Regions from separate parts of the Homo sapiens genome. Here region 2 is linked to region 1. The links are chromatin loops, found by intact Hi-C in ENCODE. Cell type or tissue: CD4-positive, alpha-beta T cell. All regions are shown on one strand.

What was found. Hi-C counts contacts between places; a loop is a spot of excess contacts. Peaks named below come from ENCODE experiments on the same cell type or tissue, not always from the same donor. Only the 100,000 strongest peaks of a DNase experiment are listed, where the experiment ranks them.
Region 2: it touches region 1 in a loop (13-fold over the local background); 2 of 110 quality-filtered maps call a loop at or near these places.

The regions. Positions count from the first base shown.
Region 1 is chr17:5,414,906-5,422,905 of GRCh38, reverse strand. It overlaps NUP88 (nucleoporin 88), which reads left to right and starts at 3,244. Exons shown (of 17, transcript NM_002532.6): 1 at 3,244-3,552; 2 at 6,224-6,393. The coding sequence starts at 3,256. It overlaps RPAIN (RPA interacting protein), which reads right to left and starts at 2,724. Exons shown (of 7, transcript NM_001033002.4): 1 at 2,615-2,724; 2 at 1,440-1,610; 3 at 77-137. The coding sequence starts at 2,695. RefSeq lists enhancers at 2,453-2,672, 2,683-2,802, 2,532-3,069, 3,070-3,607, 3,243-3,882. In CD4-positive, alpha-beta T cell, no CTCF peak of the experiment used is centred here; DNase peaks (open chromatin) are centred at 2,785, 3,125 and 3,905; H3K4me3 peaks cover 2,923 bases; H3K27ac peaks cover 2,556 bases.
Region 2 is chr17:6,432,652-6,440,651 of GRCh38, reverse strand. AIPL1 (AIP like 1 HSP90 co-chaperone) reads left to right here and starts at 5,531. Exons shown (of 6, transcript NM_014336.5): 1 at 5,531-5,643; 2 at 6,554-6,733. The coding sequence starts at 5,548. It overlaps LOC107985017 (a long non-coding RNA gene), which reads left to right. Exons shown (of 3, transcript XR_001752776.2): 3 at 3,315-3,354. In CD4-positive, alpha-beta T cell, a CTCF peak has its summit at 4,475 (motif pointing right); a DNase peak (open chromatin) is centred at 4,481; H3K27me3 peaks cover 1,073 bases.

The sequences.
Region 1 (8,000 bases):
TAATCCTGATTGGAGGAAAGGTCACAGTATTCCAGTAGCTAAATACAGGTAAGGAAGGACTACCACTAGGGGTTACCTTGGTTGATCAGCTCCTGTTGAATTTCCTCCAGCACAGCCATGTCTATCAGCTCCTCCAGCTGGAAGAGAAAGGAGCGGCATCAGAAGTTTGAAGTATTAATCACCAACCAAGCCCCACAGTGATTCATACTTGGAGGCTGGCTTGAAGAACCCAGATTTATTGGACAAAATCAGTCCAGTCCTCCTGCAGAATATGCTGACAGTGGGGTAATGCTGTCATGCTGACAAGCCATCAACAAATGATCCAACTATCCAGTGACAAAATAATGGTACCCAATTTTGGAGAGACGATATAGGGTAGCAGTTAGGTACATATTCTTCCAAGGCTACGTAACCACATGAAAAGTTCCTAATCTCTGCAAATCTCAGTTTTGGCCTCTGTAAAGTGGGAATAAAATCTATCTAAGAGGGTTACTGTGAGTACTAGTTGTGGTGATATAAGGCAAACATTGGTGTACTGCAGGACACACAAAAGCCACTGAATAATGCATCATTATTACACAGGGTGTTGATGGTTTCAAACAGTTGCCCACATTTTCTTACACAGTCCTTACAATGCTGAAAACATTATCTTCTCATTTTATAAATGTGAAAACTAAACCTCAAAGAGGCAAACTGAAGTTAACAGTCAATAGCCAAACCAGGATTTGAATTCTGGAACTCCTGACTTCGAATCCAGTGTTCTTCCTGATACACTATAAATGGTTTTCCCTTCCACACATGGCTGCCAACGTTGGCTGAGATTAGAATCGGAAAGTTTCTGGAGACCTTTTTAGAAAGAGATTCCTGACGTGGGCAGATCACTAGAGGTCAGGCGTTCAAGACCAGCCTGGCCAACATGGTGAAACCCCATCCCTGCTAAAACAGAAACAAAATTAGCCGGGCATGGTGGCACACATCTGTAATCCCAGCTACTTGGGAGGCTGAGACAGGAGAATCGTTTGAACCCAGGAGGTGGAGGTTGCAGTGAGCCGAGATCTTGCCACTGCACTCCAGCCTGGGCGACAGAGCAAGACAGAAAAAAAAAAAGAGCGAGAGAGAGGGAGAGAAAGAGATTCCTAGCCTATGCCTACTGAATCATAATTTCCAAGGGTGGAGGCAAGAAATGAAATTTCTTTCTTTTTAGTTTCATAAATGATGATGTTGCAGTGATGAGCAGGTCTACGGTCTGGTATTTCAGACCATTTCATCTAGACAAGTCTAACATTAAGTGTAGAAAAGCCTGGGTTAAAGGCTGTTGAATTCTAAATGGGGTTAGGGGAATGGTGGGTTTAGAGGACTCAAGTAAACAAATAAAAGAGGACACGAGCCGTTCTTGGTGGTGCAGTCCCCCTCCCTGAAAACACATAGCCCAGCCTGACCTGAGCCAAGTCTTCTGGACAATTCTCCACTGACTGCAAAGCATTCCACTCTTCTTCCATCACCTCTTGAACTAGAAAGCTGTTCTGAGAATTCCCTGGCCCACTGCTTCCAGCCTGGCGGTACCTGTTTAGGAGCCTGTCCCGGCTGTTTCTCATTCTCTCCAGGCATCTCTGGGAAAAAAGAGCAAGATTGGGGGGGAAAAAAAAAGCATTTCTATTTTTAAAAAACACTCTTACATTAGTTGAGAAAACATTAAAGAAAGTTTATAGACACAAAATTTCAATGATAATACTAACTAGTGTTACTTTTGCATATTCCTCTGTAGAGATACATAAAATTACAATGCTTTGTACACGTATTTACAAAGAACCATATTTTTTATTCTAGCTTGCCAGTTTCCTTAATGGTTGTGTGCATAATATCTCAGCATCCAATGTCCTATTACAGAACATTTATATTCCTTCCAAATTCTTGCTACTCTAGATATGGCTGGGTAACGGCCTTCCTGCACAGCAGCGTTTCTGAACTCAGGGAGGTTTTGTCCCCCAAGGAACATTTGGCAATGCTTGGAGACATTTCTGGTTGTCACAATTCTAGTTATAGGACTATTAGCATCTAGTGGGTGGAGGCCCGAGACGTGGCTTAAACAACCCTCCACAACATATAAATATCTCCCTCAAAATGTCCATTGTCAAGGCTGAGAAACTCTGCTGTATCTGCTATCTTTCTTGCGTCGGGTTACTTTCTTGGACATTACTTACTAATAACCACACTGTGTTCAGAAGAGGCCAGAACTGAGGTGGAGCCCTCTTCTAAGCCTCATTTTACTACTCTCTAGAATAGAAATCATCTCTATCTCACAAGACGAACGTAGACAAAGTGCCTCTCTCGGTGGCCACCTCCGCAGCAACAGTAGGTAGTGTTATTGCAGAGGTGCAAACGGTGATGTCCTGACCACAATTTAAATTCAAAACAAAATCGAATCCAAAAACAAGGCTTTCTAGGACTTGACCGACCCGGGCTAATCCCACACTCTACAGTCAGCAGGCCTGGGTTTGACCAGACCAGGCGCGCTGCGGCACCTGCTCCACGGAGCAGGGCTAAGGCGAAGGCAGGGAAGACGGCGGTCACCGGGACGATCTAGGGTAGACCACTGCACAAACCCCATACCCACCTGCCGGAAAGCCTCTTTCCAAGGCGGCGAGCCCACCAGTTTGTACAGGGAGCGGCGCGGAGACCTCAACGACTCCGCCATCTCCTCTTCGCGGGAGACAAAGCCACAAGACCCGTTCCCTGGAGGCGCGCACAGACCCCTGGGAGGTGTACTTTCCGGGTGCAGACCGCGAATGGATCGCAGCGTATTCTGGGAAGTGTTGTTTTATCGACCGGCCCCACGTGGAGACAGATTTAGGCATCCAAGCGAAATGCGTGAGGCCAGCCCGACCTGCACTGAGGGAGGTAAGTCTTGAGGGAAAGTTCTGGATGCCTGGGTTTACCCAGATGGAGGTGTCCAATAGGCAATTAGATACACAAGTCTCAGGCTCTCCCCAGGTGCTAGATTTCCAGCAGCACCACCATTATGTTGACTTCTCGTCCCGCCCCCTTGGGCTTCAGAAATAATGGTGATTGGCTTTCCCTTGGTGACGCCCCTGCTTGGTGGGCTGGCCTCGCCTTCGCCCCCCGACCTGGCACGAGCCTCTCGAGCTTCCGGGCCGTCTGCTCGGTGATTGGCCGAAACAGTGAGTGGACGGCCGCGGATTGGCTGTGCTCAGCGGCGGGCTGAGCAACTGGAGTGAGGGGAGCAGTTGGGCCAAGATGGCGGCCGCCGAGGGACCGGTGGGCGACGGCGAGCTGTGGCAGACCTGGCTTCCTAACCACGTCGTGTTCTTGCGGCTCCGGGAGGGACTGAAAAACCAGAGTCCAACCGAAGCTGAGAAACCAGCTTCTTCGTCGTTGCCTTCGTCGCCGCCGCCGCAGTTGCTGACGAGAAACGTGGTCTTTGGCCTCGGCGGAGAGCTTTTCCTGTGGGACGGAGAAGACAGCTCCTTCTTAGTCGTTCGCCTTCGGGGCCCCAGCGGCGGCGGCGAAGAGCCCGCCCTGTCCCAGTACCAGGTAATGCCAGGCCGATCTTGGAAGTGACCCTCACCGGGATCGGAACCAGTCTTTTTTGTTCCTTGCTCCTCTTGGCTGTTTTTCATCTTGTGGCAGGCGTTCCAGCGGATTGACTCCGACGCTGCCATACGCGGTCGCGGGGACTCAGGCTCTCTCGATGCTTACGGCCTGGAGGCCTGGGAGGAAGGAAAGGGTCATTGAATATTCAATAAAAATACTAGTGACGGATGAGTGCTCTGGAGAAAAACAAAGCGGGCTAAAGGGGTTGAGAACGAGTGGGCGGAGTTGCTATTTTTAGTTTCGTCGAGAGAAACCTGTTTCCTGATGTGACGCTTATAATAGGTTAGATCGTAACTTTCTCTTGCGTTGTGCACAGCAAGTCAGGTTGCAGGTTTCAAAGCACCACGCTTCATGCTTGACATGGAGGAGGAAGTCTCTGTTAATTCTTACCCCCGTAACGCCCGCTTTAGAAAATAAAGCCATACCCAAAATGGGGATTTTTGTTTTTGATTAGCCGACAGCATGTGAAAATGGGTGTGATCCAGAAAGTATTACACACTTGCCGTGGTCAAATATTGGTTTATGGAAATGTTTATTTGTAATACACAGATTCTCTTAAAGATGAAAAAGAGCTTGGTACTCATTCTAAGGTATGACATCTGTTGTGTGCCCGGTCCAATTCTTGTTACCGAGAAGTGATTTAATTTTAATAAGACGCTAGCAATGCTTCTGCAGTTTTGAAAATAGGGCAGGAGTCTACAGTCTACTTATTTACCCAATTTCAGTTAAAAAGAATTATGAAGGCCGGGCGCGGTGGCTCACGCCTGCAGTCCCAACACTGGGAGGCAGAGGCAGGTGGATCACCTGAAGTCAGGAATTCGAGACCAGCCTGGCCAACATGGTGAAACCCCGTCTCTACTAAAAATACAAAAATTAGCCAGGTGTAGTGGCGCGCCCTTGTAATCCCAGCTACTCAGGTGCCTGAGGCAGGAGAATCGCTTGAACCTGGGAGGAGGAGGTTGCAGTGAGCTGAGATCACGCCCCTGCACTACAGCCTGGGCAACAGAGCAAGACTGTGTCTCAAAAAATAATAATAATTACCAAATGTGCAGCACGCAGTATTCTAATAACATTCTATACTGCTGTGTAGCATTTGACATAATCATAACTTAATTATTTATAATTATTTTGTGTCTTTTTTTTTTTTTTGAGATGGAGTTTCGCTCTTGTTGCCCAGGCTGGAGTGCAATGGCGCCATCTCGGCTCACCGCAACCTCCACCTTCCAGTTTCAAGCGATTCTTCTGCCTCAGCCCCCCCCGCGAGTAGCTGGGATTACAGGTATCTGCCACCACGCCCGACTAATTTTTGTGTTTTTAGTAGAGACGGGGTTTCGCCATGTTGGCCAGGCTGGTCTTGAACTCCTGACCTCGTGATCTGCTGGCTTTGGCCTCCCAAAGTGTTGGGATTACAGGCGTGAGCCACTGCGCCCGGCTGTTTTTGTTTTGTTTTGTTTTGAGGCAGGATCTCGCTCTGTTGCCCAGGCTGGAGTGCAGTGGTGCAATCTCAGCTAACTGCAACCTCCACCTCATGGATTCAAGCGATTCTCCTGCCTCAGCCTCTTGAGTAGTTGGGATTACAGGCCCACTCCACCGTACCCGGCTACTTTTTGTATTTTTAGTGGAGACGGGGTTTCACCATGTTAACCAGGCTGATCTGGAACTCCTGGCCTCAGGTGATCCACCCGTCTTGGCCTCCCAAAGTGCTGGCATTTCAGCCGTGAGCCATGGCACTCTGCCTCTGTCTTCTTTTCTAGACTGTAAGCTCCAAGGCAGGGGCTGGGTCTGCCCTTGTCATTTTTTAAAAACGTATTTTATTTTTTATTTTTGAAATGGGGTCTTTCTCTGTTGCCCAGGCTGGAGTGCAGTGGTGTGATCACGGCTCATTGGAGCCTCTACTGTCAGGGGTCGAGTGATCCTCCCACCTCAGCGCCTGGAAGTAGCTGGGACTACAGGCATGTGCCACCACGCCTGGCTATTTACTTATTTTTGTATGTCCAGCATACAGAAATGCTGGAGTGCCCAGAATTTATAAGCTTTCAGTAAATATTGGTGACTATCTCAATAACCTTCACTCCTCCAAAATCTCAAAACCTTAGAGATGGGGAAGAAAGCAGCTTATCATGAGTTGTAACTTTGGATGTTAAAAGCAAGCATGAGTAAGCTGGGTGTGGTAGCTGTAGCCTATAATCAGCACTTTAGGAGGCCAAGGTGGAGGCAGGTGGATCTTGTGAGCACGGGAACAGGTGTTCAGACCAGCCTGGGCAACATGACGAAACCCCCATCTCTACAAAAAAAACCTTTTTAATTAGCTGGGAGTGATGGTGCACACCTGTAGTCCCAGCTCCTCTGGAAGCTGAGGTGGGGAGGACACTTGAACCCCCATAGTAAAGTCTGCAGTGGGCTGCCACTGCACTCCAGCCTGGGTGACAGCAAGACTCTGTCTCAAAAAAAAAAAAAAAAATTTGTGAGTTAATGGTACAAGTGTGAGTACTTATCCAGAGTTTTATTATCCTATAATTGTAGTAAACTAAGTATTACTGTGATTTCAAGTAACTGCCACCTATATTTAAATTAAAATTAACTATGTTGACTGGTTTGCTCTAATTTTCAGAGATTGCTTTGCATAAATCCACCCCTGTTTGAAATCTATCAAGTCTTGTTAAGCCCAACACAACATCATGTAGCACTTATAGGAATAAAAGGACTTATGGTATTAGAATTACCTAAAAGATGGGGGAAGAATTCTGAATTTGAAGGTGGAAAATCAACAGTGAATTGTAGGTAAGTTGTATACTATTTATCTGTATAATTTATTATATATACAGAAAATTGTTCAAGACTAGTGGTTCTTAAGCATGTTTAGTATACTACTCTTAAAACATTAAAACACTCCTCGTGGTCTGCAGACTGGCTTCTGTGTTATCAATGTTCATAGTATATGTGTAATTGATTGTACTTTATTCTGCCTGAAGTACCACGTTGCTGTCTCATTTGAGGCTAGGCCATTCTTTCGATTAGGTAGAAGTAAGATTTTGTAAAACCAGTTATCTGTCAGCCAGAAGTTTGCCAGAAGTGTAAGTATTTTATGTGTGTGTGTGTGTGTGTATGTGTGTATATATATATATACTTTTTTTTTTTTTTTTTTTTTTGAGATGGAGTCTTGCTCTGTCACCCAGGCTGGAGTGCAGTGGCACAATCTCGGCTCACTGCAAGCTCCGCCTCCTGGATTCAAGCGATTCTTCTGCCTCAGCCTCCCGAGTAACTGGGATTACAGGCAAGCGCTACCATGCCCAGCTAATTTTTGTATTTTTAGTAGAGACGGGGTTTCACCATGTTGACCAAGCTGGTCTTGAACTCCTGACCTCAAGTGATCCACCCACCTTAGCCTCCCAAAGTGCCGGGGTTATAGGTGTGAGCCACCGCACCTGGCCTATTTTTATATAATTTCTTTTTCAACAAATCCAGAAAAGTGAATCTGAAAGATCTACTGAAAAGAGTACAGATGCTTTTCAACTTACGATTGGGTTATGTCCCGATAAACCCAGTGTAAGTTGAAAATGGATTTATTGCTGACAACACAGCAGAGGATCCCCGATTTAGGATGGTTCAACGTAGGATTTTTCAACATTATGATGGGTAACCCCATCATAAGTCGTAAGGAGCTCCTCAGTTTATGTTGGCTTATGTACTGGTAAACCCATTGTAAAGTTGGGGATCATCTGTATAAGGTAGAAACTGCTTTTAGCTCCGCAACTTATAAGTTGAGTCCCCTTAAACTGTTTACCTTCTAAATCTGTTTCCTCATTTTAAAAATAGGATTGATAATATCTGCCCTTGTAATTTCCTTACAGGGTTAGTAAAAAGATCAAATGAGATACTATATCTGAAAACACTTGTACTGTATAAATATGTATCAATCCTAAGTCAAACCATCCTAAAATGTATATATACGTATGAAATATGCTATAATTTGGAGCCAGGCACGATGGCTCACACCTGTAATCCCAGCACTTTGGGAGGCCGAGGCAGGTGGATCACCTGAGCTCAGGAGCTTGAGACCACCCTGGGCAACATGGTGAAACCTCATTTCTACTAAAATACAAAAAATAAGTGGGGTGTGGTGGCACACGCCTGTAGTCCCAGCTACTCAGGAGGTTAAGGCACAAGTATTGATTAAATCCAGGAGGCGGAGGTTGCAGTGAGCAAAGATCACGCCACTGCACTCCAGCTTGGGCCACAGAGTGAGACTTCATCTCAAATAAATAAACAAATAAAATTTAAATAAATAATTTAAATTATTAAAATAAATAAATTATTTATTTATTTTGAGACAGAGTCTGGCTCTGTAGCCCAAGCTGGAGTGCAGTGGCGTGATCTCAGCTCACTGC
Region 2 (8,000 bases), 1.0 Mb before region 1:
GTGTCTTATCACAATAGCCTCCCCAGTGCCTGTCATGTCACAGGCATCCGTAATAATAGCTTATATTTTTTGAGCCCTCACCATGTGTCAGACTCTCTGCTAAGGGCATTTACTTTCTTTATTCTTTTTTAATCCTCAAGCAATTCTATGAAGTAGGTACGTTTTTTATTTCCATTACAGATGACAAAAGTGAGATGCAGACAGGTGAAATATCTGGTCCAAGATTGTATGGGATGTCAGAACTGGAGCTTAAATCCAGTGACTGACTTCAAAGCCTGAATTCTTACCCTTAGATTACACAACTTTGTTAAGATCAGGGGTGAAACAATGAATGCATGCATGCATAAAGAGGCCCTCCCTGCTTGGAGCTTTCCACCATCTTCCCTCACTCAGAATGGTAACTGGCAGGCCAGGTTAATGAAGAACAGTCTCCATGGCAACAAGTAAAGGGGGAAGAAACATTTTCTTATGAATGGGAAGCCTTTCCCTTTTGCCTTGCGTGGAGTGGTGGCTGGAGGGAGGGAAGGAGGCTGTACTCAGGGGAAGGAGGCTCCTAGTCCAGAGGTCGGTACATTGGCTTCTGTTCTTGGTAAGGAGGAAAAACCAGTCACTTTTTCCTAGCAGAGGCTTTTGGAGGGGGAGGGAATCCAGCATCACCCTTGCCTCCGTTGGGGAGGGGGACAAACGAGGAGCTCCAGCCCTGCTCTCCAGGGGCTCTTTGTCCAAGAGCAAACATTCCACTAGTTTCCTTGACCTCCTGAAACTGTCAATCTGATGGAAGACATAGACATTAAACACATCATTGTAAACAATTACAATGGGGCAAAATAGCATGAATGTGCAGTGCTAGGGAGAAGTGACAGGGTATAAGGGGCATGGGGAGATTGACAGGAGCTGGAGGTCAGGGTAGTCTTCCCTGAATGTGTGGTGTTTGAAGTGAGGAGCTAGTGGGCCAGTGGTTGGGAGTCTGGAGCATTGCCAAGCGTTAGGACTGGGGAAAGCCTAGACAAAAAGGGTGGGGCTGAGATGAGGGGCTGAGGGTAGGGGATGGGGTGGCAAGAGACAGGGTCTGTAGGCCAGAGAAGGAGCTTAAAATTTGTCCTGAAGGTGGTGGCAACTCTTTGCTGAATTTGAAGAGGGCAGTAGGTTATTAGATTGGCATTTTAATAAAGTCCATGAGGAGACTGGTTTGGGAGCAGCTATGGTTTTAATGTGTCCCCCAAATTTCATCTGTTGGAAACCGAATCCTCAAATTCGTATGTTGATGATATTTATGGGTGGGACCTTTGGAGGGTCATTAGGATTAGATAATATTATCAGGGTAGGACCCTGTGATAGGATTGGAGGCTTTACAAGAAGAGGAATGGAGACCTGAGCTGATGTGCGTGCTCTTGTCCTCTCACCATGTGATGCCTTCCACCACGTTATGATGCAGCAAGAAGGCCCTCACCAGATGCCAGCACCATGCTCTTGGATTTCCCAGCATCCAGAACTATGAGCTAAATAAATGTCTTTTTTAAAAAAATAAATTATGCATTCTGTGGTGTTCAGTTATAATCACAGAAAATGAACTAAGACAGGGGGCAAAGGGTTTCTGGGGCATCAGTCTGTAGCCTGTGGCACAACTCCAGGCACAGACCAGGAGTGAATCCTCATTCTTCTCAGCAGGGAAACCAACCCCCCTGGCATCGGCTTCAACATCCCCTTTTCTTCTCGCCCCCACATCCCCCAATCAGCTACAGGCTACATCTATCAGTTCTACTGTTTAAACATCTCTGCAATGTGTGTGTGCCCTTCGACCCTCTACAAAGGGAAACAACAGAAACAGTGGGAGAGTTTTAAGAAGTGTGAGAAGAGACATGATTGGATCCTTTTCACTGTGAATTATATCACCGATAGAAAACTGCCTAAGACATAAAATCTAGTGTCATGAATACAGTGAGTCCTTACTTAATGCTGTCAATAGGTGTTTGAAAACTGACTTTAGGCCGGGCGTGGTGGCTCACGCCTGTAATCCCAGCACTTTGGGAGGCCAAGGTGGGTGGATCACCTGAGGTCAGGAGTTTGAGACCAGCCTGGCCAGTGGCCAATGTGATGAAACTCCGTATCCACTAAAAAAAAAAAAAAAAAAAAAAAAAAAAATAGCTGGGTGAAGTGGCAGGCACCTGTAATCCCAGCTACTTGGGAGGCTGAGGCAGGAGAATCACTTGAACCCAGGAGGTGGAGGTTGCAGTGAGTCAAGATCGCGCCATTGCACTCCAGCCTGGGTGACAAGAGCAAAGTTCCATCTCAGAAAAAAAAAAAAAAAAAGAAGACTGACTTTAAATGAAATGACATATAAGGAAACCACCTTTTTTTCTCATCAACATTATAATGAAATGATGACATTGATTGAAACGATGTTATTTGAGGACCTGATGTATGTCCTTTCATTTCAGACTGCAGTTTCCAAGAACCTAAAAGGACATTAAGTGAGGACTTACTGTACTTATAAAGCCAACACCCATGTAACCATCACCTAGGTCAAGGGTGAGCACTGCCAGCATCCCAGAAGCAGACACTTGCCACCCGCAAGTGACAAGTGTGTTCTTCCTGTCTCCTTAGACTTTTATGATAAATACTTTTATTTTCCTTTGTAGTTTTGATACGGCTCTGATGACTGGAGGAACTCCAGGGTTCTTGGTCTTGCTCCAATAGGATTAACAACACGAACATACGTGGAGTAGTTTTAAGGAGTGAAAAGTTTAATAGGCAAGAAAGAAGGAAGGAAGAAGAGAATAGCCCCCCCATACAGAGACAGAGGGGGGGGATTTGAACAAAGAGAAAACCCCCTGTTTAGGGTGAGGGTGGTGGGAAGTAGCTGCTTATATGAGGAGGCTGAGGAGGTGGTGTCTGATTTCCATAGGGCCCAGGGGATTGGTTTGACCAGGTGTGTCATTTACAAACCCCGCAAAACACCTGGCCTTCCCACCTTAGTCCTTTAATATGCAAATGTGGGTCGCTATGATGTTCTGAACACAAGGTGTTATCTGGAGGTGGCCACGACACTCGGTACACCTGGTGACAGGGAAAAGACAGCAGGAATCTCCATATGAGTGAACCCAGTTTCTAATGGCCAGCATTTGCATGTCAAGGTTTGCCAGCCTGGCCCTTTAAGCAGCCTTTTCTGTTAGAAAAGAGATGGTTTGGGGGCTTGTTTTTTATTGCAGGAAAATTTCCACCAAGAACCTTTACCCTTACTATCTGCCTAAAAATTATTTCTTAATAATTCCTGTATTAGTTTTACTAAGTATCCATTTTACCTATGCATGCAGACCTCTCTAGGTTGCCGTGTGGCTGGAGAAAGGATGGAAGAGAGAAGGGGAAGGTTTTCAGCAGCCTTCTGCCTTCCAGGGATGGAGACTGGACCCTTGGGGATCTGGCCAGGATTCCCTGGGCCTGACCAGTTGGCCCAGGTTTGGTCTCCTCTATGCCAATGACTCCTCACGGGAAGCAAGACTTTCATGAGTGCCGGATTTCAGGGTGCCATTCACTGCTGCAGCCCTCCCAACTTCCCCTGAGAAGGAGCAGGAGAGGTCAATTTTCTCATTTCAGTTGGGAAAATGCAGTTAGAGAAAACGAGAGACATCCAAGGCAACAAGGTCAGTAAATAGGAAAGGATCAGCCCTTTGAACTTAGCTGTATCTGGCTCAGTCCAGTCTTCTTCTTCTTCTTCCTTCTTCTTCCCTCTTCCCTCTTCCCTCTTCCCTCCTCCTCCTCCTCCTCCTCTTCCTTCTCCTTCTTCTTCTTCTTCTGACACAGTCTCACTCTGTGCCCCAGGCTGGAGTGCAGCAGCATGATCTTGGTGCACAGCAACCTTCATCTCCTGGATTCAAGCGATTCTCCTGCCTCAACCTCCTGAGTAGCTGGGATTACAGGTGCCCACCACCACATCCGACTAAGTTTTGTAATTTTAGTAGAGATGGGGATTCATCATGTTGGCCAGGCTGGTCTCTAACTCCTGATCTGAGGTGATCCACCTGCCTTGGCTCCCAAAGTCCTAGGATTACAGCCATGAGCCACTGCACCCAGCCTAGTCTAGCATTTTTTGTTTTGTTTTGTTTTTTTGAGACAGAGTCTCGCTGTGTTGCTCAGGCTGGAGTGCAGTGGCACGATCTCAGCTCACTGCAACCTCCGCCTCCCGGGTTCAAGCGAGGCTCCTGCCTCAGCCTCCTGAGTAGCTGGGATTACAGGTGCGCACCACCATGCCTGGGTAATTTTTGTATTTTTAGTACAGACTACTAAAAATACAAAACTCCTGACCTCAGGTGATCCACCTACTTCAGCCTCCTTAGTCCCGTGTTTTTATCTCTCCCTGTAGCAGAGTCCTGCACCCCTTCCCTCTGCAACCGGTGAGCCTGGTGTCAGGAAGAGAATGGTTTCGTGGAGCTGAGTCCAGTGCCCTCAGGGTGCGGAGGTGTAGGAGCTTGAACTGGCCACACGGTGGTGCCAAACACCAGGTCTTCGCATTTATGTTTCCCAGCCCTTCTGGGCGTCCCTGATGCCCTCAATAAACTCTGCCTGGTTCCCAGGGCACAGGGCTAAGGGCCTCCAAAGGGGAGGGGAGGGGAGGGGAGGGGAGGGGATACCCACCCTTCCCCCAGCCAGACCTTGCAGGGGAGGCAGGAGCGGGGCTGCGGAGGGCGCCTCAACTTTACCCAAACCCACCCCGCCTTTCGTTCTCCGTCTTCCTTCTCTCCCAAGCCAGAAACCTGTCCCCTCTTGCCTTGGGCCACCATCGCAGGGCCTCCTGAAGGCAGATTCTGGGGAGGGGAGGGGGAACAGGGAAAGCAGAAAGGTGGCTGGATGGCAAAGGGCAGCTGTCACCCCGGCTGGCCTGGGGTCCTCGGGGACTTAGAGTCTGGGCCCAGCCCATGCCTCCCCTCCTTTTCCCCTTCAGTGGCCTCCAGGCCTCTCTCCACATCGCCAGGCTGGAGTGCAGTGGCGCTATCTTGGCTCACTGCAACCTCCGCCTCCCGGGTTCAAGCGATTCTCCTGCTTCAGCCTCCCGAGTAGCTGGAACTACAGGCGCCCGCCACCACCCCCGGCTAATTTTTGTATTTTTAGTAGAGATGGGGTTTCACCATATTAGCCAGGATGGTCTCGATCTCTTGACCTTGTGATCTGCCCGCCTCGGCCTCCCAAAGTGCTGGGATTACAGGCGTGAGTCACCGCGCCTGGTCCCCTGTCTTCTTTAAGAAAGCTCAGCGGACCTTTTTCCTTCTTGGGGTGGAACAAAAAGCCAAATCTAGCACAACCCTGGGCAGGGGCCCAGAATCACTGGAAGCAAAGGTGGATGGGATAGGAGGCGAGGCTGCCTGTGGACCACAGGCCCGGCCCGAGTGGCTCTGATGAGAAGCCGGGGCGCCTAGGTCACCGCCCCCACCGTCTGCCCTTCCCCCCACTCCTCCTGGCTGGGTAAATCCCAGAGTCTCAGCCGCCTAAGTGTCTTCCCCGGAGGTGAGATTATCTCCGCCTGTGCTGGACACCTCCCTTTCTCCTGCAGCCATGGATGCCGCTCTGCTCCTGAACGTGGAAGGGGTCAAGAAAACCATTCTGCACGGGGGCACGGGCGAGCTCCCAAACTTCATCACCGGATCCCGAGTGAGTGGGGCCCCTCCGGAGCAGACAGGGTCCCCCACAGCAGCTTTCAACATTCCAGGTGTGCCCCAAGGCACTGTAAACAGCTTTCAGCTGTGCCAAAAAAACAGCCAGGCAGCCCCAGCGCTGGGCCTCCGGGGAGCTCCCAGCGTTTACCCATTCAGGGGGCATTTTTGGTACTTTGCAGATTCAACTTTAGCATGGGCTGAGGGGAAGGGCTTTTGGGAATTTTCTGGGGCCCTAAATGTTGAGTGAGAAGAAAGGGAGTCCGAGGAGTCTTGGTATTTGTCCCCAAATGTCTGTTAGGCTTCCCTGGACTGAAGGGTGCGTCTGTGGCTACAGAATTCGGGCTTTGGCCAGGCGAGGCGGCTCCCGCCTGTAATCCCAGCACTTTGGGAGGCCAAGATGGGCAGATCATGAGGTCAAGAGTTCGAGACCAGCCTGACCAACATGTGAAACCCCATCTCTACTGAAAATACAAAAATTAGCCAGATGTGCTGGGCGCCTGTAATCCCAGTTCAGATACTCAGGAGACTGAGGCAGGAGAATCACTTGAGCCCAGGAGGTGGAGGTTGCAGTGAGCCGAGATCATACCACTGCACTCCAACCTGGGCAACAGAGTGAGACTCTGTCTCAGAAAAAAAAAAAAAAAAAAGAACTCGGGCTTACTTGAGGAAGGATTTCTGGACGCACAGGGCTGTGGGGAGTGGAATGGGGTCTGTAGGGAGGGGTGGGTCCCTCCTCCCTGGGGGGTGCAGGCAGGGTGGAGGTGCTCCAGGGGTCTGAGGCATCTGATGGGGTGAACTGAGTGAGCTGACCCTGGGGACAGCCCTGGGTGTCGGTGGCAAGGGGGTGGCTTCTGCCGGGCCTTGAACAGTGTGTCTAGAGCAGAGTGCACCGTCTCGGTGACTAGGTGATCTTTCATTTCCGCACCATGAAATGTGATGAGGAGCGGACAGTCATTGACGACAGTCGGCAGGTGGGCCAGCCCATGCACATCATCATCGGAAACATGTTCAAGCTCGAGGTCTGGGAGATCCTGCTTACCTCCATGCGGGTGCACGAGGTGGCCGAGTTCTGGTGCGACACCATCGTAAGTAGGCCCTGCGCGCCTGTCTCCTGGGACTAGTCTTTTCTGGGCTCACCCACCCGCTTTGCGGGGCTGCTGTGTTTCGGGAAAGCTGGGACTCAAGCGAAGCTTTGCAAAGCCAGTCCTGCAAACTTATTCCCCACCGCTGTGCATGTGAAGATGGAGGGAACAAGGGCTGGAAGGGGTGACCCATGCTGTGGCTGGCTGGTGGGGAGCAGGGCTATGACCAGCAGGAGTGAGCTGGCCCACTTCACAGTCCTCACATCTGTGTGTGTGTGTGTGTGTGTGTGTGTGTGTGTGTGTGTGTGTGAGAGAGAGAGAGAGAGAGAGAGAGATAGGGTCTCGCTCTGTCACCCAGGCTGGAGTGCAGTAGCGTAATTATGGCTCACTGCAGCCTCAACTTCCCGGGCTCAGGTGATCCTCCCACTTCAGCCTTCCAAGTAGTTGGGACTACAGGTGCACCACCACACCTCATTTTTGTATTTTTTGTAGAGACAGAGTTTTGCCACGTTGGCCAGGCTAGTCCTAAACTCTTGGGCTTAAGCAATCCTCCTGTCTCGGCCTCCCAGAGTGCTGGAATTATAGGCATGAGCCATCTTGCCCGGCTAAGTCCTTGCTTTTTATACAGCATGATTAGATCTGGAGATTTTATACAGCATGATTAGAGCAGCACTGGTCACTTTTTTGCCCTCCTCCTCACATTGCAAGTTTGCCCTCCTATTTATGGCACTCCGTAAATTACTCCTATAAGTTAGCTTCCTTGCCTTATGGCAAAACTCACTGACCTTTAGGCAACGTTTCTTATGGGAACTTTCAAACATATACAAAAGTCAGCAGAAAGAATAATGAACTTACGAGTACCTGTCACCCAGTGCCGGCCACCATCAACCCGCGGCTGGTCTTGCTTCATCTCCCAACCCACCCACTTCCCTTCCTTGTCCTGCGTGGTTAAACCAAATGCCAGACACCATATCATTTCATCTGTAAATACTAAAATTTGTATCTCTAAAATATGAGGATATCCCAGCACTTTGGGAGACTGAGGCGGGCAGATCACGAGGTCAGGAGTTGGAGACCAGCCTGACCAACATGGTGAAACCCCGTCTCTACCAAAAATACAAAAATTAGCTGGGCGTGGTGGCACATGCCTGTAATCCCAGCTACTCAGGAGGCTGAGGCAGGAGAATCACTTGAACCCGGGAGGCAGAGGTTGCAGTGAGCTAAGATCATGCCACTGAACTCCAGTCTGGCGACAGAGTGAGACTCCATC